5 separate regions of the Homo sapiens genome follow, and all the other regions are linked to region 2. Evidence: chromatin loops called from intact Hi-C (ENCODE). Cell type or tissue: B cell. All regions are shown on one strand. Region 1 has its middle 17 kb from the start of RGS3. Region 2 overlaps RGS3 (regulator of G protein signaling 3). Region 3 has its middle 5.5 kb from the start of RNF183. Region 4 holds the start of WDR31 (WD repeat domain 31). Region 5 overlaps RGS3 (regulator of G protein signaling 3).

Evidence for each region. Peaks named below come from ENCODE experiments on the same cell type or tissue, not always from the same donor. Only the 100,000 strongest peaks of a DNase experiment are listed, where the experiment ranks them.
Region 1: it touches region 2 in a loop (23-fold over the local background); 105 of 110 quality-filtered maps call a loop at or near these places.
Region 3: it touches region 2 in a loop (28-fold over the local background); 10 of 110 quality-filtered maps call a loop at or near these places.
Region 4: a loop joins it to region 2, with 16 times the contacts of the local background. A loop is called at or near these places in 6 of 110 quality-filtered maps.
Region 5: it touches region 2 in a loop (11-fold over the local background); 39 of 110 quality-filtered maps call a loop at or near these places.

The regions. Positions count from the first base shown.
Region 1 is chr9:113,444,206-113,449,205 of GRCh38, forward strand. It overlaps a transcript of RGS3 not described here. Among named protein-coding and RNA genes, the nearest start is that of RGS3, 17 kb to the right of the region's middle. In B cell, CTCF peaks have their summits at 2,218 (motif pointing right) and 2,418; a DNase peak (open chromatin) is centred at 2,266.
Region 2 is chr9:113,579,856-113,584,855 of GRCh38, forward strand. RGS3 (regulator of G protein signaling 3) reads left to right here. Exons shown (of 23, transcript NM_001394167.1): 18 at 3,595-4,572. Among named protein-coding and RNA genes, the nearest start is that of RGS3, 120 kb to the left of the region's middle. RefSeq lists enhancers at 1,837-1,886, 2,047-2,216, 2,114-2,622. In B cell, CTCF peaks have their summits at 756 and 2,290; DNase peaks (open chromatin) are centred at 306, 956 and 2,216; H3K4me3 peaks cover 2,141 bases; H3K27ac peaks cover 3,299 bases.
Region 3 is chr9:113,306,408-113,311,407 of GRCh38, forward strand. No RefSeq gene overlaps it. Among named protein-coding and RNA genes, the nearest start is that of RNF183, 5.5 kb to the left of the region's middle. RefSeq lists an enhancer at 1,175-1,344 and a cis regulatory region at 1,260. In B cell, CTCF peaks have their summits at 3,000 (motif pointing right) and 3,199; a DNase peak (open chromatin) is centred at 2,994.
Region 4 is chr9:113,337,525-113,342,524 of GRCh38, forward strand. WDR31 (WD repeat domain 31) reads right to left here and starts at 2,751. Exons shown (of 11, transcript NM_001012361.4): 1 at 2,693-2,751. RefSeq lists a silencer at 2,521-2,760. In B cell, no CTCF peak of the experiment used is centred here; a DNase peak (open chromatin) is centred at 2,827; H3K4me3 peaks cover 1,327 bases; H3K27ac peaks cover 338 bases.
Region 5 is chr9:113,521,303-113,526,302 of GRCh38, forward strand. It overlaps RGS3 (regulator of G protein signaling 3), which reads left to right. Exons shown (of 23, transcript NM_001394167.1): 15 at 1,628-1,739. Among named protein-coding and RNA genes, the nearest start is that of RGS3, 60 kb to the left of the region's middle. RefSeq lists enhancers at 2,414-2,473, 3,105-3,915. In B cell, no CTCF peak of the experiment used is centred here; DNase peaks (open chromatin) are centred at 2,279 and 2,629; H3K4me3 peaks cover 927 bases; H3K27ac peaks cover 326 bases.

The sequences.
Region 1 (5,000 bases), 140 kb before region 2:
TACACAGTTACTTTTTGAATCCTGGTGGATTTTGAGTGAGAAGATATGCACTATCTGAATGCTAGCTTTTGTGTCTATTTTCAAAGGGAGATAAAACACTTGCAGACTGAAACTTGTTTTACCTTTCACATAGCAATCCCTCAAATTTAGACAATCACAAACAGAACCCTGGGAAATATAATCTCCAAACCATGTTAGTTTTCAAGGTGCTTTACACTCACTATTTCAGTTGGTTCTCTGGCCAACTACATAGATAGATGTGGACTGTATCCAGTTGATAAATTAGGCTCAGAATACAGGGCTGATGAGAGCCCATTTGGGGCCTTTGAGTGAATTAGAAAAAGACACCCTTTAAAACACTTTACTATCATCTGTTGAAAATTAACTCAATGACTGTACAAATCTAAGATGGTTATAATATGAGCAGCATCCCTAGAGTTGGTCCACGACCTTCACAACAGACCTAGTGGCCCTGCTGGAGAGGCCAAAAGTCAAAGGTGAGCAAGTAAAGGGGCCTGGGCTTAGAACTTTGGCTCAGCCTGTCTTCATCCACTGTATCCTGACACCTCTCCTACTCCTTCTCTTTAATGTACAGCTGAGACTGGGATACCCTTAGACTGAAAGGAAGGACACGGCTATGTAGAAAAGAATTGACTGAAGGGGAGGAGTACTCGTGAACCCCTTGCTTCAGCCTCCCAATGTTCTGAGAGAGGAGGAGCCAGGTAACTGCTGCTAACTGCCATTTCCCCACCATCTGGGCCTAAGGAAGCAGAAGTAAGGCTTAATTAATAGCCAGTATTGCTTGGAGATTCACTTTACTTATTTAAACCAACAAAAAGACTTAAGATTTAGCCTGTTGGAATATGGTTCTAAGAGGCTTATATTTCCAAGAAACTAGTCCTTAGTTTCTTTTGTTCTTTGCTACTTTGTGATCCCTGCTAGAGACAGGCCACTTGCTTTGGGTTACCATAATTTTCTTTTTCTTTTTTTTTTTTGTTTTTTGTTTTTTGAGACAGAGTTTTGCTCTTGTTGCCTAGGCTGGAGTGCAATGGCGTGATCTCGGCTCACCGAAACCTCCGCCTCCCGGGTTCAAGCGATTCTCCTGCCTCAGCCTCCCATGTAGCTGGGAATTACAGGTGCCCACCACCATGCCTGGCTAATTTTTGTATTTTTAGTAGAGACGGGGTTTCTCCATGTTGGTCAGGCTTGTCTCGAACTCTGCCCTCAGGTGATCTGCCCACCTCGGCCTCCCAAAGTGCTGGGATTACAGGTGTGAGCCACTGTGCCTGGCCTGGGTTACCATAATTTTCTAAGCACACTTCCTAGTGACACCTGGCCCAGTTTGACACCTGTGTAGAAGCAATAATCAATGAAAGCATCTTCAGATATTCTAGGCCCATACTCAGAGCCAGCTGGACTTTGATTTGGTATTGGTCCCAACCTCTGGGGTGACATATGCTGTTCTTCATTGATTTTGTTTTTGTATGTTTTGAGACAGACTCTCCCCCTGTTGCCCAGGCTGGAGGGCGGTGGCGCAATCTCTGCTCATTGCAACCTCCGCCGCCTGGGTTCAAGCGATTCTTGTGCCTCAGCCTCCTGAGTAGCTGGGTTTACAGTCATGTGCCACCAAGCCCAGCTAATTTTTGTATTTTTAGTAGAGACAGGGTTTCTCCATGTTGGGCAGGTTGGACTCAAACTCCTGGCCTCAAGTAATCCGCCCACCTTGAGCTCCCAAAATGCCGGGATTACAGGCGTGACCCACCGTGCCCAGAATGTTTTTGAATTATAGAAAACCCCTTGGGTTTGGTGGGAGGGAGTGAGGGTTTCATCCATGACACAGTGACACTTAAAAAATCAGTTTATTCAAATGCACTAAAGGAATTGCTTGATAAATTAAGGACAGTAATACCTCTGGCCTTAGATAGAAATGATTAGAAGGTCCTTCTTAGATAGAAATGATTAGAAGTCCAGAGGAATCTGGGAAGGAATTTCTAAATTTTCTCTTTCCATTGACATAAGGTACCAGGGTATGAAATTCATTTGTCCTTGTATATATGCATTTATTTAACAGATATTGGGTATCTAATACATATTAGAGAATCATCCCTTAGATTATCTTGATAGAGAAAAGAAAAGTTCTGGAGAAATGGTGGAGAGTCATTCCCAGGAATATAGCTTTGTAAGAAAATTTTCCTGGATCAATTGGTAAAGTTTTCTGGAACCACTAGGTGGTGATATTACATTATGAAAATGACATGCTTTCCTTGACACCTTTCAAATAACTGCAGGCCTCTGGTAATTTCTGAGGCCAGTGTCCCCACAACCAAAGAAACGTCTTAATGAGTAAATGAAGAAAAACACATTCCATCATTTACATATATAAATTTACATATGTAAATTTAAATGCTCCAGGGGACTGGTAGTTCCTCGAGAGAAGGGTCTGTGCCTATTGTTTTCATGGTTACAACCTCAGGTGGCGTGTAGGAAGCCCTTGATCAATGCTTGATGAATGAATCCAACTCTGAACAATTTTGATGACCATTGAAAGGACCATTCCAAGAGTGTGGCAAAAAAGGTGGCACATGTCCAAAAGGCCTAGGATTTTGGGAATTAGGAGCTGTTGATGATCCTGACAGATTATCAGTTGGGCAGAGACTCAGGAAGGCAGTATTTGGAAGGGCAGAAATATCAAAAGTGATCTGAGGCACTTATAATTCTTTGTATCCCCTAAGCTTACCTTGGCCAGATTTCATCCTTTAAAAAATACAGGGAGGGGCCGGATGCGGTGGCTCACGCCTGTAATCCCAGCACTTTGGAAAGCCGAGGTGGGTGGATCACGAGGTCAGGAGATCGAGACCATCCTGGCTAACACAGTGAAACCCTGTCTCTACTAAAAATACAGAAAAATTAGCTGGGTGTGGTGGCACGTGCCTGTAGTCCCAGCTACTTGGGAGGCTGAGGCAGAAGAATTGATTGAACCCGGGAGGTAGAGGTTGCAGTGAGCCAAGATTGCACCACTGCACTCCAGCCTGGGCAACAGAGCAAGACTCTGTCTCAAAGAAAAAAAAAAAAAAAGAAAAATACAGGGAGGGTGTAAACCAATAAATTCTGATGTATGTATATGTATATATATATATATATATATATATATATATAGGCAAGGGTTGAAGATAAATAAGGTAGAAATGTCTACTTTATATTTTTGGCCTTAACTATGCCAGTGTAATTAGAATTCCCTATATTTAAAATGGTTCCTTTTACTTATTGAATATATATGTATAAAATTTTTTGGGGGTCTATATTACTTCTTGGGATGGCTTTGCCTTAGAAGGAATCTTCAAAAATCATTTTTAAAAAACTCTTCTCTGCCTCTCATTCATTGTTTTATTTGCTCATTCATTTATTTGCTATAAATTCATTCATTCCTCAAATATTTATTGAGCACCTATTATGTACAAAGCAGTGGTCAAGTTTGTGTGATCATCTTTGACCTTTTCTTTTTATGGTCCATCTGAATTCGGTTAATTAGCAAGTCATATTAGGTGCAGCATCCAAATCTATCCACTTCTCTCTGCTTTTTCTGCTATTACCCTAGTCCAGGTCTCTGTCTTCTTGCATCTGGATTATTGCATTACCCCTAGTCTTTTTTTTTTTTTTTTTTTGAGACAGGGTCCCGCTCTGTTGCCCAGGCTGCCAGGTTGGAGTGCAGTGGCACCATCACAGATCACTGCAGCCTCGACCTCCTGGGTTCAAGCTATTCCCCCATCTCAGCCTCATGAGTAGCTGGGATTACATGTGTGTGCCACCATGCCCAGCTATTTTTTATATTTTTTGTAGACATGGGGTTTTGTCATGTTGCCCAGGCTGATCTCAAACTCCTGGGCTCAAGCCATCCTCCTGCCTCAACCTTCCAAAGTACTGTGATTATAGGGATGAGCCACCATGCCAAGCCTAACCCCTGATCTTTACCCCGACCATCCATTCTTCCATCTTTCCACCATGTGAATATCATGATACATCTTTCCTTAAAACTCTCCTTTCCCCTTAGGATCAAGCCTAACCTCTTTCACTTGGTTTACAAGCCTCACAAGGCAGGGCTATGACCTGGCTTCTCTCCCCCCAGCCCCATTGCCACTCACTCTCACCTTGTTCTATGTGCTCTAGCCAAGACTTTTTTCTTTAGGTTCTTCTAATGAACCATGTCCTCTCTTACCTTCTGACTTTTTTTTTGGTACTTTTTCTTCGACTTCTTCTTCCCCCTTCTGCCTGGCTATTTTCTACTCATTCTTTAGGTCTCAGCTTACATATGACTTATTTGGGAATAAGCTTTTTCTGACCACTGTCAAGATGAAGTTCTCCTCTTTCACTTTTTCTCTCATAGCCACTATTGGGGTTCACAGCTTGTCTGTTGCCACCCTCTACTGCCAGACTGACTTCTGCGAGTGGCAGAGCTCTCTCTGTCTTCACTATATAAATATCCGGCACCTCACTGAGTGCCTGGCCCACTGTAAGTGCTTAATAATATATGTTGAATGAGTGAATAAATGAAAAAATATATATGATGTGTCTTCTTTCTTCAGTGTACTTATAATCCAGCAGTGTGAGGTAAGTGGTACAAAGAAAGAACTACAGTGATGAGAAGAAGGAGAGGTCACTTTGGATATTACCATTTAAGGCTGGGTTGGGTTTTGGCAAGTGAAGATGTTTGTGGAGGTGGCGTTTGAAGTGGAGGGAAGTGACATAGGTGGGAAAAGTTTGGGGAGCAGGCAAGGAGCATAGTGTTCCTATCTCAGAAGAGTAGGAGTGGGACTGAAGACAGCTTGTGACTAGATTGTGCAGGGCCTCGACTCTGATAGCCAATGGGAAGACATTGATGGCTTCTGAATCAGGGAGTGATAGCACTAAATCAATGCCTTAGAAAATGCTAATCTAATGGCAGAGTGAAACATGAATTGGAGAGAGAACAGCAAGACCAGTTAGGAGGCTATCATAGAAATCAA
Region 2 (5,000 bases):
TCCCCAGAGCAGCTTTGACACAGCACAGCTCTGCCTGTGGCATTTCGTTGCTCACAGGGCAAATCCCATGCCCACCATGTGTTCTGCAACCTCCCCCTCATCTTTGCCTCCCCTCCTGCCCTAATTTTCTCCTACACTTGCCACCCTCCCACCCCTGGGTTTCTCGGGTTTCCTATAATTGCTCCGGAGCTCCCGTCAAACCACTTCCCACCCCAGCTCTCCCAAGAACAGGGGCCTTACCAAACCTGCACGCAGTCCCTGTTCATACAGACCTGCCTGGGAGCACAGAAAGAACCATGAGCTCTGGGCCCTGTTCGCCAGCATCTGCTGATGTGGGATGCACCCAGGTGCGGGGCCTCAGGCAGCACTCCAGGCTGTTCCTCCTCCTTCTACAGCCCTCTGAGGTCCCCAAACACTTGTGTGTAAGGCTCCAAGGAAACAGGGAGAGACCCTGGGCAGGAGATATGAGTTCTAATCCTGCATCAGCCTCTCATTCTTAGGTAATTCCTTTACCCTCTGGGACCCCAGGTTTCTTATCTCTAAAATAAGACCACTGATAGCTCCCATTGTATCAAAAGCTTTTCCAGGGCCAGGCACTGTGAGGAGACTCAAATAGTCCTGTGAGTCCAGTATGATATCACTGGGCTCAATTCCAGATGAGGAAACGGAGGCTCTGAGGTGTTGAGAGGCTTGGCCAGAGTTGCACAGCTAAAAAGTGGCCCCATTGGGATCAAAATCAGCCTGGCTCGGGTATCTGAGCACATAACCACTGGGCCCTCTGAGAACCCTTCCATCTTGGTTAGTTTCTCGGCTGATCTCTCTGGGTAGGTGCCCTCTGGGGGCAGTACCCCTGCCTGAGTGGCACTTCCCCTCCTGGCTTTGTTTGGTTTGGCCTCGATTTAGAACAGGGTTGGCAGAGGCAGGCTGACTTGCATTTCTGGTTTTGGGTTTGTTGCTGCACTTTCCCCAAGGGGTGGGCGGGCTCTGACTGACAGTCACCACTGGGACAGGCCTGGGCCCCACCCTCACCACCCAGGAAAGGGGAAATGCGGCCCGCTCCCCACTCAGTGCCACTCTGTGCCACTCCGTGCCAGGCCCTGAGGGCACCCGGTTGCTGCTTCCTTCCGTCTTTCCCCAAGGACTATCAGAGGCAGGTGGCTGGGCCAGGGGGTGGGTCGGGGGGAGGTCTGGCCATGTGGTAGGGTGATAGGACTGAGGGGCCCCAGGGAGCTGGCTGCAGGGCAGTTTGTTTCTCCTGATGGAGAATGCTCCCTGGTGGGTGGGGCGATGGGCTGGGGACTGGTTTGTTCATGGGGACAGAGATCAGAAGTGGGCTTGAGAAGAACAGGGCCAGAAGGCCTGGACTCTGGCCCCAGCCTAGCCCCTAATTTGTGCAGGGTGGCTTTGGGCAAGTCACTAAGTCACTGTCTAGACTGGGCCCTCAGCCTTCCTGTCTACCCAATGGAGGGTCTTTCTGTCCACCTGGGAACAGCCTGATAGGACTGAAGCACAGCCCTTAGTTTCCAGATGAGAATTCTGGACTGGAGGCCCTGACATTACAATTGCCAACACTGACTCTGGTGTTTGGCAAAATTTGGTGTATGTGGGAAACACGTGCCTCTGGTTGAGGTCCTTAACTTCAGAATTTCCCTCTAGATCAATGCTTTTTAAAGCACTAACTCCAACACCACCATCTTCTGTAGGAGCTTTCGAGCTTTCCAGCTTTTCCAGCATACGCTCCTGATCTGTTACTCAGGCATGCTGGTTATCCCATTTCATACGTGGACACCTTGAGGCCTAAAGGTTGGTGACTGGCTCTACCTGACACCTCTGTGTGATTCTAGGTTGCCCCTTGCTCCTCTCTGGGCCTCAGCCTTTCTGTCTATGCAGTGGGGATTTCGGATCGCTGTTGTTTCAGAGTCTGAGGCTATGAGGTCTGAGAGGGCCCTTGTGTGGAGTCACCTCTGAGCTGCAGGCAGGATTTCCAGGGCAAGAAGGCCACAGCATCAGCAGGCACCTGTCTTTGGCCTGTGAGCCATAGCCTAAGGCGTGCCCTTCCCGACCTTGGCCAGATCACGCTAGAGTCCTCCAAGGCCTCCCCTCCCTTGCCCAGCCACCTTCTCTGCTCTGCAGGGCTCCACTTTCACTTTCACACTCCCAGGCTGTGGCTCTTACCCGTGCCGAGCTTTCACATCCGCTCACATCTGTGCTCCCAGATGCCAGCGTGACCCCTGACACGTGTGTGCAGCAGCCTGCAGCTGCCCCAAGCCATGGCTGAACACTGACTCCCAGCTGTGGGGCTTCACCATTACAGACTCCCCAGGGCTTCAAAGACTTCTCAGCTTCGAGCATGGCTTTTGGCTGTCAGGGCAGCTGTACAATAGTGGGTAAGTCACCGGCCTTTGGGCTCAGTTTTCTCATCCATCAAATGGACATTAATGATTTCTACAATGAGAGCTCTTAACCCATGTTCTGGGGGTACTTACCCCTGAAGTTTTCTGCCAGTGTGCGCGTGTGCCCGCAGGTGCACACATTCCCAAGCATCTGTTCAGTTCCCGAGTATGGGTGAGGTCTTTCCCTTTCATTAGTTCTCAGCAGCTATGGCTTCTTGAAGACAGAACCTGGGCTCTAAATAAATAGTTCCAGCTCCGGCATTCCTGGTCCTTGACTGGGAGGGGCCCACCCCAGACTTGAGAACTGCCTCCCTGTGTGGTTGTGGCACCATGGACACTCCTGACTTTCTCGGGGCCCCAATCTTCTGGTGACATAGCTGCTATTCAGACTTTCATTAAGAGAAATGTTTTTCTCTTTGCACATGAAATCTACTGTCGAAACTCAGCAAAACCCCCTAGGATCCCGAGGGTTGTGTGTGAGGCAGGAGATGCTGTGTTTTTTGAGGAATCCCTGAGCTTCCTCCAAGCAGTTTAAAAATCCCTGGGTGGGTGATTCTTCAGGGAGGTTCCGTGTGTCTGCGACATCTGGTGAGTCCAGGTGTGGACAATATTTTAAAGTTCCGGTTTCATTCCAGTTTAATAGTTTCAAAAAGATACTTAAGCGTTCAGAGCACATTCTTGTTTGAATGACTCATTAGGATTTTTTAAACTTGAGTTCAGGTAGAAGACACCCTGGGCTGGGTTCAGTGACTGCCCTGGCTTGGTTCTGGTCCATAAGCAGAGACTGCCTGGTTCTCCTTTATCCCCAGAGGCAACTTTGACCCTGTTTCCTTTTCTGTAAAATGGGGACAGTGATGCTTCTTTTATAGGGTTGTCGGGAAGGCCACATAAGAGAGTGGGGTCAAGCTGGCCTGGCACCTGCCAAAGCAGGAGCTAGATAGATAGTGGTTATCTCTCCCTCTTCTCCTATAAATGACCAGCTGTGTTTTTGATGGAGCAGAAAGTTCAAGCAAGAAGACAGGGTGAGAATTGTTACCCAGCTAAGTCAAAGGGGCTTTGGGGGTTCCATCTGGCACCTCAGCTTTCAGACTGGGGGCCCGGGGTTCAGGCCACTGCCTGATTTCATGTCAGCTCATGCATGGTGTCTGGCATCTTGGAGCCTCCTCTTCTGAACTGTTCTTGTTTTCTTTTTGTTTCCCAGATGTTTGAGACGGAGGCAGATGAGAAGAGGGAGATGGCCTTGGAGGAAGGGAAGGGGCCTGGTGCCGAGGATTCCCCACCCAGCAAGGAGCCCTCTCCTGGCCAGGAGCTTCCTCCAGGACAAGACCTTCCACCCAACAAGGACTCCCCTTCTGGGCAGGAACCCGCTCCCAGCCAAGAACCACTGTCCAGCAAAGACTCAGCTACCTCTGAAGGATCCCCTCCAGGCCCAGATGCTCCGCCCAGCAAGGATGTGCCACCATGCCAGGAACCCCCTCCAGCCCAAGACCTCTCACCCTGCCAGGACCTACCTGCTGGTCAAGAACCCCTGCCTCACCAGGACCCTCTACTCACCAAAGACCTCCCTGCCATCCAGGAATCCCCCACCCGGGACCTTCCACCCTGTCAAGATCTGCCTCCTAGCCAGGTCTCCCTGCCAGCCAAGGCCCTTACTGAGGACACCATGAGCTCCGGGGACCTACTAGCAGCTACTGGGGACCCACCTGCGGCCCCCAGGCCAGCCTTCGTGATCCCTGAGGTCCGGCTGGATAGCACCTACAGCCAGAAGGCAGGGGCAGAGCAGGGCTGCTCGGGAGATGAGGAGGATGCAGAAGAGGCCGAGGAGGTGGAGGAGGGGGAGGAAGGGGAGGAGGACGAGGATGAGGACACCAGCGATGACAACTACGGAGAGCGCAGTGAGGCCAAGCGCAGCAGCATGATCGAGACGGGCCAGGGGGCTGAGGGTGGCCTCTCACTGCGTGTGCAGAACTCGCTGCGGCGCCGGACGCACAGCGAGGGCAGCCTGCTGCAGGAGCCCCGAGGGCCCTGCTTTGCCTCCGACACCACCTTGCACTGCTCAGACGGTGAGGGCGCCGCCTCCACCTGGGGCATGCCTTCGCCCAGCACCCTCAAGAAAGAGCTGGGCCGCAATGGTGGCTCCATGCACCACCTTTCCCTCTTCTTCACAGGACACAGGAAGGTGAGAAAGCTAAAGGGGGAGGGAGAAGGATACATGCAATGTGGGGAGGGCTGGCCCAGGGGCTGCAGGGAATGAGAAGTCACCATGTTCCACCCCCACTATCCTGGCAGCCTCCCAGCGAACTTTCCACCTGTTGGACAGAAGATAAAACTGAGGCCCAATGGGACCAAGAAGGCAGAGCATGGACTTAAACACATGACTTTAGGATTCCAGATGCTGTGTTCTTATAGCTCCACTGGTCCCCACAGAAAGCAGAGCAGGTGTAGCTTAGCCCAGGCCATTGTGTATTTGGATTTAAAAGATCTGAGATAGTAGCTGGAGAAATAGAGTTACAGCCTAGCCAGACTAGAAATCCATCAGCCAGTCACAATGACAACACACATTTATTCCGTGTCCACATTATCCTAAGCAGTTTACATTAACTCATT
Region 3 (5,000 bases), 270 kb before region 2:
CACATGCCTGTTGTCTCAGATACTCAGAAGGCTGAAGTGGGAGGATCACTTGAGCCCAGAAAGTCAAGGCTGCAGTGAGCCCAGATTGCACCACTGCACTCTAGCCTGGGCAACAGAGCAAAGACCCTGTGAAAGATAGAAAAGAAAAAAAGAAAGAAAAGAAGAAAAGAGAGGGAGAAGGAAGGAAGGAAAGAAGAAGGAAGGAAGGGAGGGAGGGAGGAAGAAAGGAAGGGAGGGAAGGAGGAAGGAAGGAAGGGAGGGAGGGAGGGAGGGGAAGGAAAAGAAAAGAAAAGGAAAGAAAGAGAGAATGTAGCATAAGCCAGATTTTGTAAAGCATAATTTATGTATAAAGACTGCAAGACCATGAGGCAAAATGTCACAATTTTATCTCTGGGTGATGGCCACTCATGTTTTCGCTTTCTTCTTGCTTACATTTTCCAAGTTCTCAAATATGTATTACTTTTGTAGTAAGAAAGTTCACTTAGAAAGTAAGTTAAGTCTGAGTTTTCTGCAACCAGGGTATCCAGAACTTAAAAAGATAAGCAGGTAGGGCAGGTAAGAAGTCAGTCATGACATTGTAAGCATTGAAATAAAAATAAAATAAGTCATAGCCAGGCATGGCCTGTAATCCCAGCACTTTGGGAGGCCGAGGCAGGCAGATCACTTGAGGTCAGGAGTTCGAGGCCAGCCTGGCCAACATGGTGAAACCCCGTCTCTACTAAAAATACAGAAATTAGCCAGGCATGGTGGTGGGTGCCTGTAATCCCAGCTACTCTGCAGGCTGAGGCAGGAGAATCACTTGAACCTAGGAGGCGGAGGTTGCAGTGGGCCGAGATCGCGCCATTGCACTCCAGCCTGGGCGACAAGAGCGAAACTCTGTCTCAGAAAAATAAAATAAAATTTAAAAAGTCATGGCTTTTTTCCAGGTCACTAATTGTCTAGTGAGTCTATGCATTATCATAATGTCTGTGGGTGGTCAGGCTAAGGAGTGCTTTGCCAACAGTGAAAAATTTTTCCAGGGAGATACCCGGGAGAGATAGTGAGGCATCTCAGGAACTTGAGAGTTAAACTAATTTATAAAGTTCATGCTTGTGGGGGCAAGATCAGCCATCTGGAAAAGCACCTCACCTAAGCAGTACCTTAGACCCGGGTGAGTGAAGAGTCATGAGACTCGGTGGAGCCCAGCCAATGTCTGGAGCAGAGGCGTGGGGTGGTTTTAACTCATCTGGGAAGGAAGAGGTGGCAGAGGGCAGAAGGATGGAGAAAAGGTGATGAGTGCAGCAGGTTTAGAATCCGGCATGGTCAGTGTTTAGCAGGCCCCAGTCAAGGGCAGAGGGCAACTCTCCCTAGGGGGCCACCATGTCATCATCACTCAGAGCCTTGCCTGAGGCTTGTCTAGCATTTAGGACAGTTCCGGCAGCATAGGCATCACTTAGAGATTGTTAGAAATGCAAAATCTGGCCGGGCATGGTGGCTAACACCTGTAATCCTGGCTCTTTGGGAAGCTGAGGCAGGCAGATCCCTTGGGGTCAGGAGTTCGAGACTAGCCTGGGCAACATGGTGAAACCCCATCTGTACTAAAAATACAAAAATCAGCTGGGTGTGGTAATGGACACCTGTAATCCCAGCTACTCGGGAGGCTGAAGCAGGAGAATCGCTTGAACCTGGGAGGTGGAGATTGCAGTGAGCCAAAATTGTGCCATTGCACTCCAGCCTGGGCAACAGAGCGAGACTACGTCTCAAAAAAAAAAAAAAAAAAAAAAAAAGAAAGAAAGAAAGAAAGAAAGAAAGAAAGAAAGAAAAACAGAAATGCAAAATCTCAGACCCACTCCAGACCTACGGAGGCAGAATTTGCATTTTTACGAGATCCCTGGGAGATTCAGAGACACATTCATTACAAGTGAAGAGTACTGATTTAGGAGACATACCTCCAGTATATACTCCTTGATGCCTTCTGATTATATTCAGCTTCAGATTCATAAAGGCTCCCAAGGACCTGACACCTTAGGCAGGGCAACGTGAATCCCAGCCTGGGGATGGGCACCCCCGGCCTCTGCTGTGTGCAGCATCTGAATTTGCTTTCCAAGTCACAATCCCTTATTCAAAACATTTGGTTCCAAGTGTGTTTCAGAATTCAGAATTTTTCATAATTTTAGGAAGGTAAGATGATGCATTTGCCAACTCTCCCAATTCTCCCAGTGGGATCTGGGGCAGTACCCTATATTCAAACATTGATATCTTGCAGCTTATTATGAATATTGACACCGAAAAGAATAAACATCACAAGATCAGGTAAGTTTTGGCACCAAATTTAATGGAAAACCTTAGTTTTCAGGCTGGGTGCGGTGGCTCACACCTGTAATCCCAGCACTTTGGGAGGCTGAGGCGGGTGGATAACAGGGTCGGGAGTGCGAAACCAGCCTGGCCAATATGATGAAACCCTGTCTCTACTAAAAATACAAAAATTAGCCAGGCGTGGTGGCACGTGCCTGTAATCCCAGCTACTCAGGGGTCTAAGGCAGGAGAATTGCTTGAATCTGGGAGGTGGAGGTTGCCGTGAGCCGAGATCGTGCTACTGCACTCCAGCCTGGGCAACAGGGCGAGGCTCTGTTGCAAAAAAAAAAAAAAAAAGACAGCAAATAAACTCACCTAAAACTTTAGACACAGAGATAATTGCCCACACATTTGGATTATAGCTTTTGTCTCTCTTTACATTTTAAATATATATTTTATATATTTTAAAATAATATATATACTTTATATAATTTCATATAAAATGTCACACTGTATGTAGTTTTCTAGCCTCTGTTTTTCACTTTTCATCTTTTTATATAATCAAAGAGTCTTCTACAGCCTTTTCTTCAAAATCAAGGTAGTTTTATTGTATTTTGGTTGTAAAAGTGATAATAGGAAAAAACAAACATATATTTGCTTATATGTGCATAAAGTCTCTAAAAGGATACACTAGTTGCTGGTCACACTGTTTACCTCTGGAGGGAGCCAGATGGAAGGCAGACAGGGACGAGAGAAGAATTTTTATTGTATAATCTTTTAGACTCTTGATTATTACTTTGTGAATGTATTCTCTATTTCAAAAATAAAATTAAAAAAACTGGTACATCCTCACTGCAAAAGAAATCAAGCAATATAGAAAGGAACAAAGAAGAAAATAAATTCATCTTTAAACTCAATACCCAGATACAACACTGTTAGTATTTTTGCCACATTTCTTCCAAGTCTTTATCTATGAATGTACAGACATGTGTATGGAGATATTTTTACCAAAATAGGATGATGCTGTACGATGGTTTTTGTTACCTGTGTTTTTCATGTAGGGTGAATCACAGACAGCTTCCATGCAGCCTCATTTTAAACATCTGCATTGTTATTGCATGAAGTTAGCCAGTTACCAAAAAATTAATCCAGGTGAACTGAGTCCAGCATCTGAATACGCAGTGCCAGGTAACACCAACCCCCTGATCCAAAGCTGGGATTTTCTTTTCTTTTCTTTTCTTTTTGTTTTTTTTTTGTTTGTTTGTTTTTTGAGACAGAGTCTTGCTCTGTGGCCCGGGCTGGAGTGCAGTGGTGCGATCTCAGCTCACTGCAACCTCTGCCTCCCAGGTTCAAGCAATTCTCCTGCCTCAGCCTCCTGAGTAGCTGGGATTACAAGCATGCACCACCATGCCTGGCTAATTTTTGTATTTTTAGTAGAGACGGGGCCTCACCATGTTGGCCAGGCTGGTCTCGAATTCCTGACCTCAAGTGATCCTCCCACCTTGGCCTCCCAAAGTGCTGGGATTACAGGCGTGAGCCACCGTGCCCGGCCCAAAGCTGGGATTTTCAATTTGCTGTCTGTAGGATCTTGAATAGGCAGGATGTTATGTTCCAGAACCTGGAGAGATAACATATGGGAACGGGCTGGATGTTCCTTCTGTCCATGGTGTTTAAACCCATGTCGCTTATTCCATAGGTACAAACACCTCTACCTGCCCCCTTCCCCTCAGCCTTTATGCCCACTACCACCAGGATGATGCCAGAGAGGGCCTTGGTGGCCAGAGCCAGTCTGCATGTCAAAGACCCGAGCTCCCATTTGGGCTCCACCACACACTGAGTGATCCTGGGAAAGTCACTTTTTCTTCTCTGTAGAACAGAGATAATAATCTCCATGATGCCTTTCTCAGAGTGTTGTTTTGTTAGAAGAATCAGATAAGGTTATGACTGTGAAAGTAGTATGTAAAATACAGGGCACTCTACACATAGAAGTTTTTATTGTTAAAGTCTGGCCTCTTCCCTGGAGCTGTCAGGGAGAAGGTAGATGCCAAAACCAGCTGGCCCAGCTTCCTTCCGTGATTGGCTCATGGAGCAAACATTCCCCTTGTGCACTTTTCAACATCTACACACTCATCTTTAAAATGGAGTGTTGTAAAGGTCAAGGGCACAAAGCGTTGACAAGGGCGTGGAACAACTGAAACTCTACTAATGCTTCTGCACAGCTGCTGGGAAGTAAATTGGTACAACCTCTTTGGAAAATTGACAGTATATACTAAAACTGATCATGTGAATTCCCCTATGTACGGCCCAGCAAGTCCTCTGCTATTTATGTAATAAACACAGGTATTGTGGATGTTCACCAGAAGACATGTTATTAAGATGTTCATAGCAGAACTATTTGTAAGGGTCCCAAACTAGAAACTACCCCCAAATGTCCATCAGTAATTAAATGGATAAATTACAATATTTTCATACAATGGAATAGGATACAGCAATGAGAGCGAATGGTATTCAACTACATGCAGCAATATGGAACAATCTTACAAACGTGTTGAGCAACAGAAGCCTGACCAAAATAAGAGTACATACTTGTTTCACTAATCTATACTTGTTTCGCTGCATAACAAGTATAGATCCCAAAACTTAATGTCTTAAAACAACAGATAGATTACTTCTCATGAGAAGATGGGATAGCTGTGCAATTTCTCTTCTGATTTCACCTTAGTTGA
Region 4 (5,000 bases), 240 kb before region 2:
GTGCAACCTGGGCTCACTGCAACCTCCACCTCCCAGGTTCAAGCAATTCTCCTGCCTCAGCCTCCTGAGTAGCTGCGATTACAGGTGTGTGCCTCCATGCCCAGCTAAGTTTTGTATTTTTAGTAGAGATGGGGTTTCACCATGTTGGCCAGGCTGGTCTCAAACTCCTGACTTCAAGTGATCTGTCCACCTAGGCTTCCCAAAGTGCTGGGATTACAGGCATGAGCCACCGTGCCCAGCCACATCGGAGCATTTTGGATTTCAGGTTTTCCATTAGGGATGCTCAACCCTTAAGTATATAATGCAAATATTCTAAAATCTGAAATTTGAAACACTTCTGGTCCCAAACATTTCAGATAAGGGATACTCAACCTGTATGGCCATTTTGCAGATGTGAAAAGTGAGGCACAGAGATATCAAATAGTTTGCTCAAGTTTATACTGCAAATAAGTGGCAGAGCTGAAACTTGAATCCAGGCAGTCCAACTCCAGAGGCCCTGTTCTTGACCAGCATATTATACTGCATCTCTACAAAAGCTGGTGCATATAAAGCTTTTGGTTCAATCTGGCAAGTTGTTAACAATAAATTATGGTTACTAGCATGATTGCAAGATTAACAGTGATCATACTGGAAGCAGCATTTTCACCCTTGTTAATACTGTTCATAATGCACAAATATTAATGCACAAATATACACAGAGAACACATACAAACGGATATATGAATCTAGAGGATATTAAAGCTGAAGCAAATTATGGCCTCTGATCAGAGTGATTGGACCCAATAAAGCTAAGAATTCATTATGTTACATAGCAAGGCAATTAAAAAGTCTCAAGAACAAAGTATATGAATTTGGGTTATATCTACGTTGTTGTAATTTATCATGAGTAGAATAAGAAATAAAAGTACTACTAAGTTATCTTCCACTATTTTTATTAGGAACATGTAATATACTTGAGAGGAGGTATAATTTCTGGTTCATTTTTGTATCTATGATTTGACCTTAGCCTAGGAGAATGAACGCAAGGCAAATAAATACCTGTTGAATGAGTGAATGGAATACTAAGATGAAGAGTCGGCTTGGTGGTACGCTATTTTTTTTTTTTTTTTCTGAGATGGAGTTTCTCTCTTGTTGCCCAGGCTGGAGTGCAATGGCACCATCTCAGCTCATCACAACCTCCACCTCCCAGGTTCAAGCGATTCTCCAGCCTCAGCTTCCTGAGTAGCTGGGATTACAGGCGCCTGCCACCACGCCCAGCTAATTTTGTGTTTTTAGTAGAGACAGGATTTCTCCATATTAGTCAGGCTGGTCTCGAACTCCCGATCTCAGTTGATCCGCCCACCTTGGCCTCCCAAAATGCTGGGATTACAGGTGTGAGCCACCGTGCCCGGCCCAGTGGTACACTTTTTAGGGACCCAACAACATAAGCGCCCTTTTAACCTGCCCAACAACATATCCCTTAGAGAGCAGTCACCCTGTTTCATCCCAGGCTCCAGACCCAGAAAGGCTGGAGAGGACATGGGAAAATCTACAGATTCAGTTATGGCTCTGGATGTCCCTGTTGGTTCCAGTTGGAACCAGGCCTCGGTCTGAATCCCATCACTTCTTTCTATTCCAATCTGCTTTCCAAAGGCCTTGGGATATCCAGTAGTCACTCTAAACCACCCTAAACAGAAAGCAGAGAATTCTCTTTTAACTCTCCAGTGCAATATTCCTTGATATACACCAGTACCTATCCGACTGTTCTATTCCATGAAGAAACTGGGACTCAGAGGGCTGTGACTTGCTGAAGGTCACAGGGGCAGAGCCGGGTGGACTGGACCTTATTTCCCTGGTCCCGTTAATGCAAATGCTGATATCTTATCTCCCTCCGTCTCCCCAAATCTCCCTCTGCACACTTCTGTCTTACACTCTGGGAGACCAAGGCATCTTTAGTCGCCAAAACAATGCTCAAAGAAAGAAAAGTATGAGTAGAAACACCTGGAAGCTGGTCTGGTTCGACCCTCTAATGGTACAGATAGGGGAAACCGAGGCCCAGGGAATAAGAGGGTCTTGCCTAGAGTCACACAGGGAGCCAGTTCTAGGCCACCACTCTCACGGTTGCCTCAAATTTTGGGGACGACTTGTGTGCAGTTTTTCCTTTCTGTCGCTTCAGATGGCAAATGCTCCTCTCCCTGCCCATTATATGAACAACTAAAGCTTAATTTGTTTTTGTTTTTGTTTTCAAGAGACGGAGTCTCGAGTCTCGCTCTGTCACCCAGGCTGGAGTGCAGTGGCGCGATCTCGGCTCACTGCAACCTCCGCCTCCCGGGTTCTAGCAGTTCTCCTGCTTCAGCTTCCCAAGTAGCTACAGGCGCACGGCACCACTCCCGGCTAATTTTTTGTATTTTAGTAGAGACAGGGTTTCACTGTGTTGCCCAGGATGGTCTCGAACTCCTGAGCTCAGGCAATCCACCCGCCTCGGCCTCCCACAGTGCTAGGATTCCAGGCGTGAGCCACCGCGCCCGGCCTAAAGCTTATTTTTTATGTGTATGTGGAAAGCGGGGAGAAGAGTCCCCGAAGATGGGAACCTAGCGCCACCCAGCCCAAGGTTGGCCCTCATAACCGCTCTCCGCTTCGACCAAAGGGCGAGGGTTGCCCGCTCCTAGTCTGCCGCTATGCCCCTTTCTCCCACCTCAGGCTCAGTACCCACCGGTGGGCTGCGGGGCTGGAGCTGGGGCCGGCGGGAACGCGGAGCCTGGGGGTGGGAACAGCCTCCGAGCCCTCCCGCGCCTCCGCCCCTAGCAGCAGGCGCACGTTGCTAGGGCGGGAGTGCTGGAGAAAAGCCTCCGGGCACCCTCGCAGGCCGCCGAACCGCAGTTCCGTTCGCCTAAAGCTGGGACGGGAACTGAGCGCCCGGCGCTACTCTCTTCGTGATCAGGTCCAGAGGAGAGGACGCTTGTGCCCAGGACTCCGCTGCCAGAAGAATCTAGACAATCCAAGCAAAACGGGTACCTTTGTAATAGCTATGGAGAAAGCACTTAATAAAGGTCATCTTTTAAATTATTGGTCGCTCAGACATACGTGTTGCCGTATTTCTTTGGAGTTTCCCTGATTTCGACTAGAAATTCCTCCTTTGGACACTCCCCCAGCTCCCCACTCCTCTATTCCTTTCGTTTTTTTTTTTTCATTGAACCATTACAGCCTAGTACCATAGCAAGAAGAGACCCCTCAGTACCTTCTTGAGATCCAAATGGGAAGACAGTTGTAGAAACACAGTTTTTACAGCTGCGGTCGCATTGCTACCAGACTAGAGTCTATTCATCTCCGTATTCCTGGTGCACAGTATGGGGCTTGGTATATAGTAGGGGCTTGTTGAATGTTTGTTGAATGAATCAATGGCAGGGATCCTAGCCAACATTTATTTATTTTTAAGACGGAGTCTTGCTCTGTCGTCCAGGCTGAAGTGCAGTCGCGCGATCTCGGCTCACTGCAACCTCTGCCTCCCAGGTTCAAGCGATTCTCCTGCCTCAGCCTCCCAAGTAGCTGGGACTACAAGTGCGCGCCTCCATGCCCGGCTAATTCTTGTATTTTTAGTAGAGATGGGGTTTCATCATGTTGGCCAGGCTGGTCTCGAACTCCTGATCTCAGGTGATCCACCTGCCACAGCCTCCAAAAGTGCTGGGATTACAGGCATGAGCCTCCGCGCCCGGCCCCAACATTTATTTTGAACCCTAGTAGGTGCCTCTGCAGTGTTGATCTGGCAAAACAGCCTTCAATGAAGATTTGTGGAGTTTCTGAAAATTGGGTGCCTTTGAGGGGGTGGGAATGGTGAGAGAAGTTTGCCTCCACATACTGGCTATTGGGTCTGTTTTCCAGTCCAGGGAAGGGATCCCCTCCATGGCATCCCTGATGAAGTATCTGTAGCCCTAGTTGATGCTCACTCTGTAATGATGGGCTGATTACTTTCTAAGCTAGTGACCTATTGTTGGGAGATTTCCTTCTGGCAGGAGAAAGTATCTACCCGTATGCCACTTGAAACTCTGATCTTCGCTCAGAACCAATGGCTCTCCTTACAGACTTAATCCCTTTCCCCCACAACAGCCTGGCAAGCTACAACCAGGATAGACTCACTGCTTTGTCCTGGGACACTGGGCTAGGCTCAGTGCAGCTACAGAGGTGAGTTACTAGATCTCTGCACCCAAGATGTTCCTGCTCTGGGGATGTTTTTCCCTCTGAGAGAGAGGCTTTAGGCTTCAGGCACGAAAGACTCCCAAACTGGTACCTGTAGCCAGGCCTCTCCCTGAGTCGGACCTGTATATCCACCTGCCACCCGCCCATCTGCAACTGGCAGTTTAAAAGACACCTCATTCTTGACATGACTCATACTGGAAACATCATCTTCCCCTCAAACCTGTTCCCCCTCTTTTCCCTGTAAGTGCTGGGCACTACCATTCACCAATCACCCAAGCCAAGGATCTAGGAGTCATTTGTAACTTTACCCTTGCTTCCTCGTTCAAGAACAATCCCCGAGACTTCTCAATTCTGCCTCCCAAACATTATAAAAATAAAAACCTTCTCTCTACCTACCAGCTGGATTCAGGCCAACATCAGGGTGTGATAGATTAAAAACGACCACAACTTCTTTGTAGCTCTTCCCATCAAGGCTGGCTTTGTAACTTGTTTTGACCAATAGAATGCAGCAGGAGTGACATCGTGGGACTTCTGAGTTTAAGCTTCAAAAGGCCTTGCAGTTTCTGCTCCCATCCTCTTGGCACACTGCCAGCATGGGAAGAGGACCAGGCTAGTCTGTTTCAGAGACATGGCCCATCCAATAGCTAGCACCAAATGCCAGCCATGTGAGTGACTGTTGCCCATGCTGGAGTGCAGTGGTGCGATCTCGGCTCACTGCAACCTCCGCCTCCTTGGTTCAAGCGATTCTCCTGCCTCAGCCTCCTAAGTAGCTGGGATTACAGGTGCGTGCCCCCACATCCCGGCTGATTCTCGTATTTTTAGTAGAG
Region 5 (5,000 bases), 59 kb before region 2:
ACACTCAAGAAGCCAAGCCATATTTTGATATATATTCTATATTTTTAAATTACAAAAGTAACAGTGATTGCAAATATAATACACATTAAATCAAAATGTATCAATTAAAATCCCACTCCCTGGAGTGAGGAGTGTGGCATCTTAACTATTTTAAAAATGTATAACTATAGAGAAATGTGTTGTTTTGTTTTACAAAATTGGATTCTATGCTAGATATTTTTGCACATTGTACTATTTTGATTTACGATAGACAGATTTCTATTTCTGCCCACATAGCTCTACTTTATTTTTTAATAGTTGCATAAAATTCTGCCGTATGAAGTTAGCACAATTCATTTTATTCATCTTCTCTTGATGAATGTTTGTTATTTTCTTAAATTACAAAAATGCTGCTGAGAACATCCTCATATGTTCATATTTATACCTCCTTGTAAGTATTTCTGTAGGATAGAGTCTCAGAAGTGAGGCTGTGGGGTCATCTTTAACAGGTTGATAGCTGAATGTCAACCTGTTGGCTTTTTAAATGTCACCAACAGTCCAACACACACTCACGGTACCCTTCAGTGCATGCCAAGCCCTTCTGGCTGGTTCTTCTTCAGAAGAGACAAGGTGTCAGGTGTTTGATATCTCAAAGGGAAGTTCACATACTTAATAACACTTTGTTTTCTTTGGAGAATCTAAAATTGGATTTTATTGCTTTTGACTAAAGGCCACTGCAGGATTTGCAAAACAAAGAACAGTGTAATCTTTAGTGGCATTAAAGGATCAAGTGGATTTTCTTAGCATAAAAATATGCTGAGCGTGCCTGTTGGTTTACCTATAATGTCTAAGAATAGCCTCTGCCTTTATTTTTGGAGCAGCTAATGCATGAAAAAGATAAAAGTGATGTCCATGTCTGTACTAGAGTGTGAGTAACTGGCTGTTTCTTAAACTGATTTCTCATTAATGCAATTAAACTTATCCACAAGGAATTTGATAATATTAGCTCACATTGTGTGGCGCTTTACTAGGTCTGCAAAAAGCTCTTGGAAGGATCCTGTAAGAATGCCAAGCAGGGACTCTTCTCCCTGTTTGGGCTGTTGAGAAAACTGAAGGGGTTAAGGGGTTTAAGCCAATATTTTTGTGGCTAGTTGGTGGCAGAGCTGGGATAGGAGCCTCCTGACTTCTGACTTTCAAGTCCAGTGCTCTTTCAGCCAGACACTTAGAGCAGAATAAAAGCAAATATGGAAAATCTTACAGCTTAAGGATTGCTCCAAGCCCCAGGTGCTGGGCTGGAGGCTCCAGGAGCATTTGGTCAGAGATGTAGGCTTCGGGGATCAGGCTGTGGAGAGGCTTGCAGAGACCAGCTGCCATGGAGGGTGAGGGCCACTTTTCCCCTTCTGTTTGCTTTTTTCCTACTTTGAGGAGTGGAAGTATAGGAAGCTGGAGGGTGATGGGGCCATCTTGACTGCAGGTCAGGACTGCCCTTGGCTGAGGCTGTACTGAGCACTGCTCCTGGTTTTGTGTGAGATGATGAGGATGCATTATCTGGGGAGGCTGTGGCTCCCCACCTTCTCGGGGAGGTTGTGGCTCTCAGCCTCCAGAGGACAGCAAAGTAGCCAGTTCTGTTTGCTCTCTGTCAACCCAGGTGACACTGTTTGCCTATTCGGACCTGCTGCTCTTCACCAAGGAGGACGAGCCTGGCCGCTGCGACGTCCTGAGGAACCCCCTCTACCTCCAGAGTGTGAAGCTGCAGGAAGGTAAGCAGATGCCGTAGGTGCCCAGAGCCCCTCTCAACTTGCCCCAGTCCCACTGCTCTGGGCAGCCCTCTGGGATCTGGCTGCCAGTCATCCGTAGGGCACTGGAGTGTGTGCTGCTGGGCTCTGTCCATGGGCTAGTAGGTCTCAGACACTGGCATTCTTTCTAGGCTGGTAAGCCTTCTGATATACCTGAGGTTTTCAGGGAAGTTTCTATTCTAGAGACTTTCCAGAGAGGCTGTGGAGTCGGGTAGGAAGAGCTTTGGATTCAGACAGACCTGTGCTCAAATCTTGGCCCTGTCCCTCCATACTGGGATGACTGTGGGCACTGTACTCAGCCTCTCTGAGACTGTTTCCTCCCGTGTAAATAGGGATAAAAATAGTAACCGAGAAGGTTGCTGTGAAGATTAAGCTAGGTCATAAATGCAAAGTGCCTGGCCCATAACAGGTGCCCAATAAATACTTGTTGCCACCCACTCACCCCACAGATCTGTGGACAGAGACCGCAACTCGGCTCTACTCAGCTGCATGGCCCTGCGGAGCCCAAGCCGCTGGGGCTCAGGCACATGTGGGAGCGTGGAGGGAATTTCTAACCCAAACTTTCCACCACGCCCTCCACTCGTGGGAGGGGAAGCCAGCTGGGAGTATCTGTCAGTGGTTTGGTTTGGCGCCTGAGGTCTCTGCTGAGAGGGGCTCGGTTTCCTCTCCCAGATCATGAAAACAACAGACCCGTTTGAGGATGGGTGACAGGGGCAGAGAGGAAAATATTACCCAGTGAAAGAATTCTGTTTTGGTGGGGTTTGCTCGGGAAAGCTTCCTGGCTGTTTGCAAACTGTCCTGCCTGCTTAGTGCCTGAGTGTTCCTCCTCCTCGGAAACCCATTCAGTATGAGAACCGCCACTCTCACTTCCCCACAGGAAGCCACTGACAACTTCTCCATCTCGGGCTCTGGCCTTTCCCCTGTCCATGGAAGGGAAAAGCAAGTCACCTCACTGGGTCAGCTCCTCCCTCCAGGCGGGCTCAGCCTGACCACAGGGCGGTGGGAAGAAGCCGCCTGAGCAACTCCAGTTCCGGCACTGGCATTCCCAGAGTTCCCCATGCCTGCTGGAGGGCATTAGGTTGGAGTTCCAGTGGCCTCTGTTCCTGGGCTTTCCTGCCATCCTCTCCATACCCCCAGCCCCTCCCTGGCTCCCTCACACCCAGCTTCCCATATGCCCATTCTCCAGCCTGCAGTGTGCATATTCACACATGCACTCACACCGAGTCCCTTCTTCTCTGCTTCCCCCTCCCTGCCCCCAGCCCAGACAGTCTAGGACCCCATCACATTTGAGGGAGGAGCACTGGATGGGCCAGGGCTCAGTAATATGCCCTGGTTGGTACATGAATGGAACCCTCTCTCTGTTGTGCACATTACAAGGCTGAAGCTATAACCCAGGACCCTGGTTTGCTCAGCTTCCTGCGAGAAGGAGGGAGGGAAGAGAAGCAAGGCTCACACTGGCTACAATTTGGGTGGAGGTGGAGGTTGCGGGGAGAAGGTAGTAGAGGAGCTGAGGGCAGTGGCTGGGAGTCTGGGATCTGGGCGTGGTACTGCTGTGCTGTGCTGTGTGGCTTCAGCTGGCCCTTTCCCTTTGCCTTCAGTTTCTCTGACTGGGAACTAAGGGTGGGGCCAGCGCTTTGTGTCCCTCCCAGCTCTGATGCCCTCACACAGAACCCCAGAGCTTGCTGTGAGCAGCTGCTGGACCATGCCTATATTATCCTGCCTCTACCCCTCTGGGGGCCTGGTTGGGGAATTGGTTGGGATCTCCCCTTCTGGAGGCCCCAGGCCCCAGACTTGAAGCTAGGGGTGGGGTGTGCTCCATCCTCCACTGGGTTGTGATGGTCAAGGTGGGTGGTGTGGGGCCTTGGGGTGTCACAGAGACTCTCCAGGTGCTGAGCTGCTTTTGAGCTGCAGCCTTGTGTAAGCTTGGCACTGTGGCTTCCTCTCCCTGCAGATGGAGGGCGAGCTGCACAAGGGCTGAGGATGGCCAAGGCAGTACTTCTCAGGAGAGACCACCATGGACGGAAGAGCCCCTTGGGTTGGTGTGGGAGAGGGGCCTGTGTGTGTGTGTGTGCATGTGTCTGCCTGCCCTGGATTTTTTTGGATAGATGGTTTGGGGCCAAACTCCAGGGAGCCTGAGAGCTGCTGAGAGGGATGGAAATGGCTCCATTTCTAGGTGCACAATCCAACGCTTAGATTTCTTTCCAGGCACCGATAGAGCCCTTGCCTTCCCCCAGCTGCCCCCACTCCCCTGAGACAGGCTTGTGGGCCCAGAGGCTCATGGAAGTTTAGTGACCCCTTCTCCTGCAGTCTAAATTGGAGCCGCAGGACCCAGTGTTCTGAGTCCTGGCGTCCAATTTCCTGCCTGCTTCCCCTGTGCCCCAAGAGACCTGCTGCAGCAGCAAGGGCCTGAGGCTTTTAAGGGATGCATTTGGGACCTCAGCTGGAGCCTCTGTTGGCAGAATGGTCTCTGATTAATATTGCTCATGACTCCTAGGTTTCTTATTTGTCTCTTTCAAACCACCATGTATGCAGAATTCAATTTGGGGCAAAGAAGATGGCAAACAAGGAATGCACCCAACCTTTCTGGCTGGTTGGGGCTGGCAGGGGCTGCTCCCTGGCAGGGGAGAATCAGCCCCATGCTAGGGACCAAGGTATCCCTGTGTAACTTGTCTGAAGAGTCCTTAGCTCCATTGGCCAAGCATACTCCCAGGGCCTAGCCTGGGGCATGGAACACTGTGGGTGCCTAATCAATGTTTGTTGTGTGAATGAATGACTAAAAGGAGAGCAGAAGTGTTGCCTCAGTTCGGGAGCTGGGGGTGCACCTCTCCCCCAGGGCTCCTGGGTGGTAGTCACTTAAATCTTGTCTGGCCCCGTCCTGCCCAGCCTCCCCTAGGCTTCAGCAGGGCTGAATGGCAGTGTAATGGGAACAGGCGGAGAGCTGGCGCTAACAATTGGAACATCTCCGGTCAGCCGGGGCCCATTGTGGTCTCTTCCTGCCTCTGCTGCCCGCTAGCTTTGCTACTCTTTGTGTTGCTGCCTCCCAGGTGGCCAGCGTCATGCCCATAGTGTGTCTTTCTGGCCTGCTCTGGTGTCTCAGAAGTGGCCTGGAAATGTTTTGCTGATTATTAGGCTCTCCAGTCACCTTAGAGCCAGGTAGGCAGTTGCAGAAAGTCAGTTGCTTTGGTCTCAGCTGCTGGAATGTTTGGAGTTAACTCTTGGTTAGTC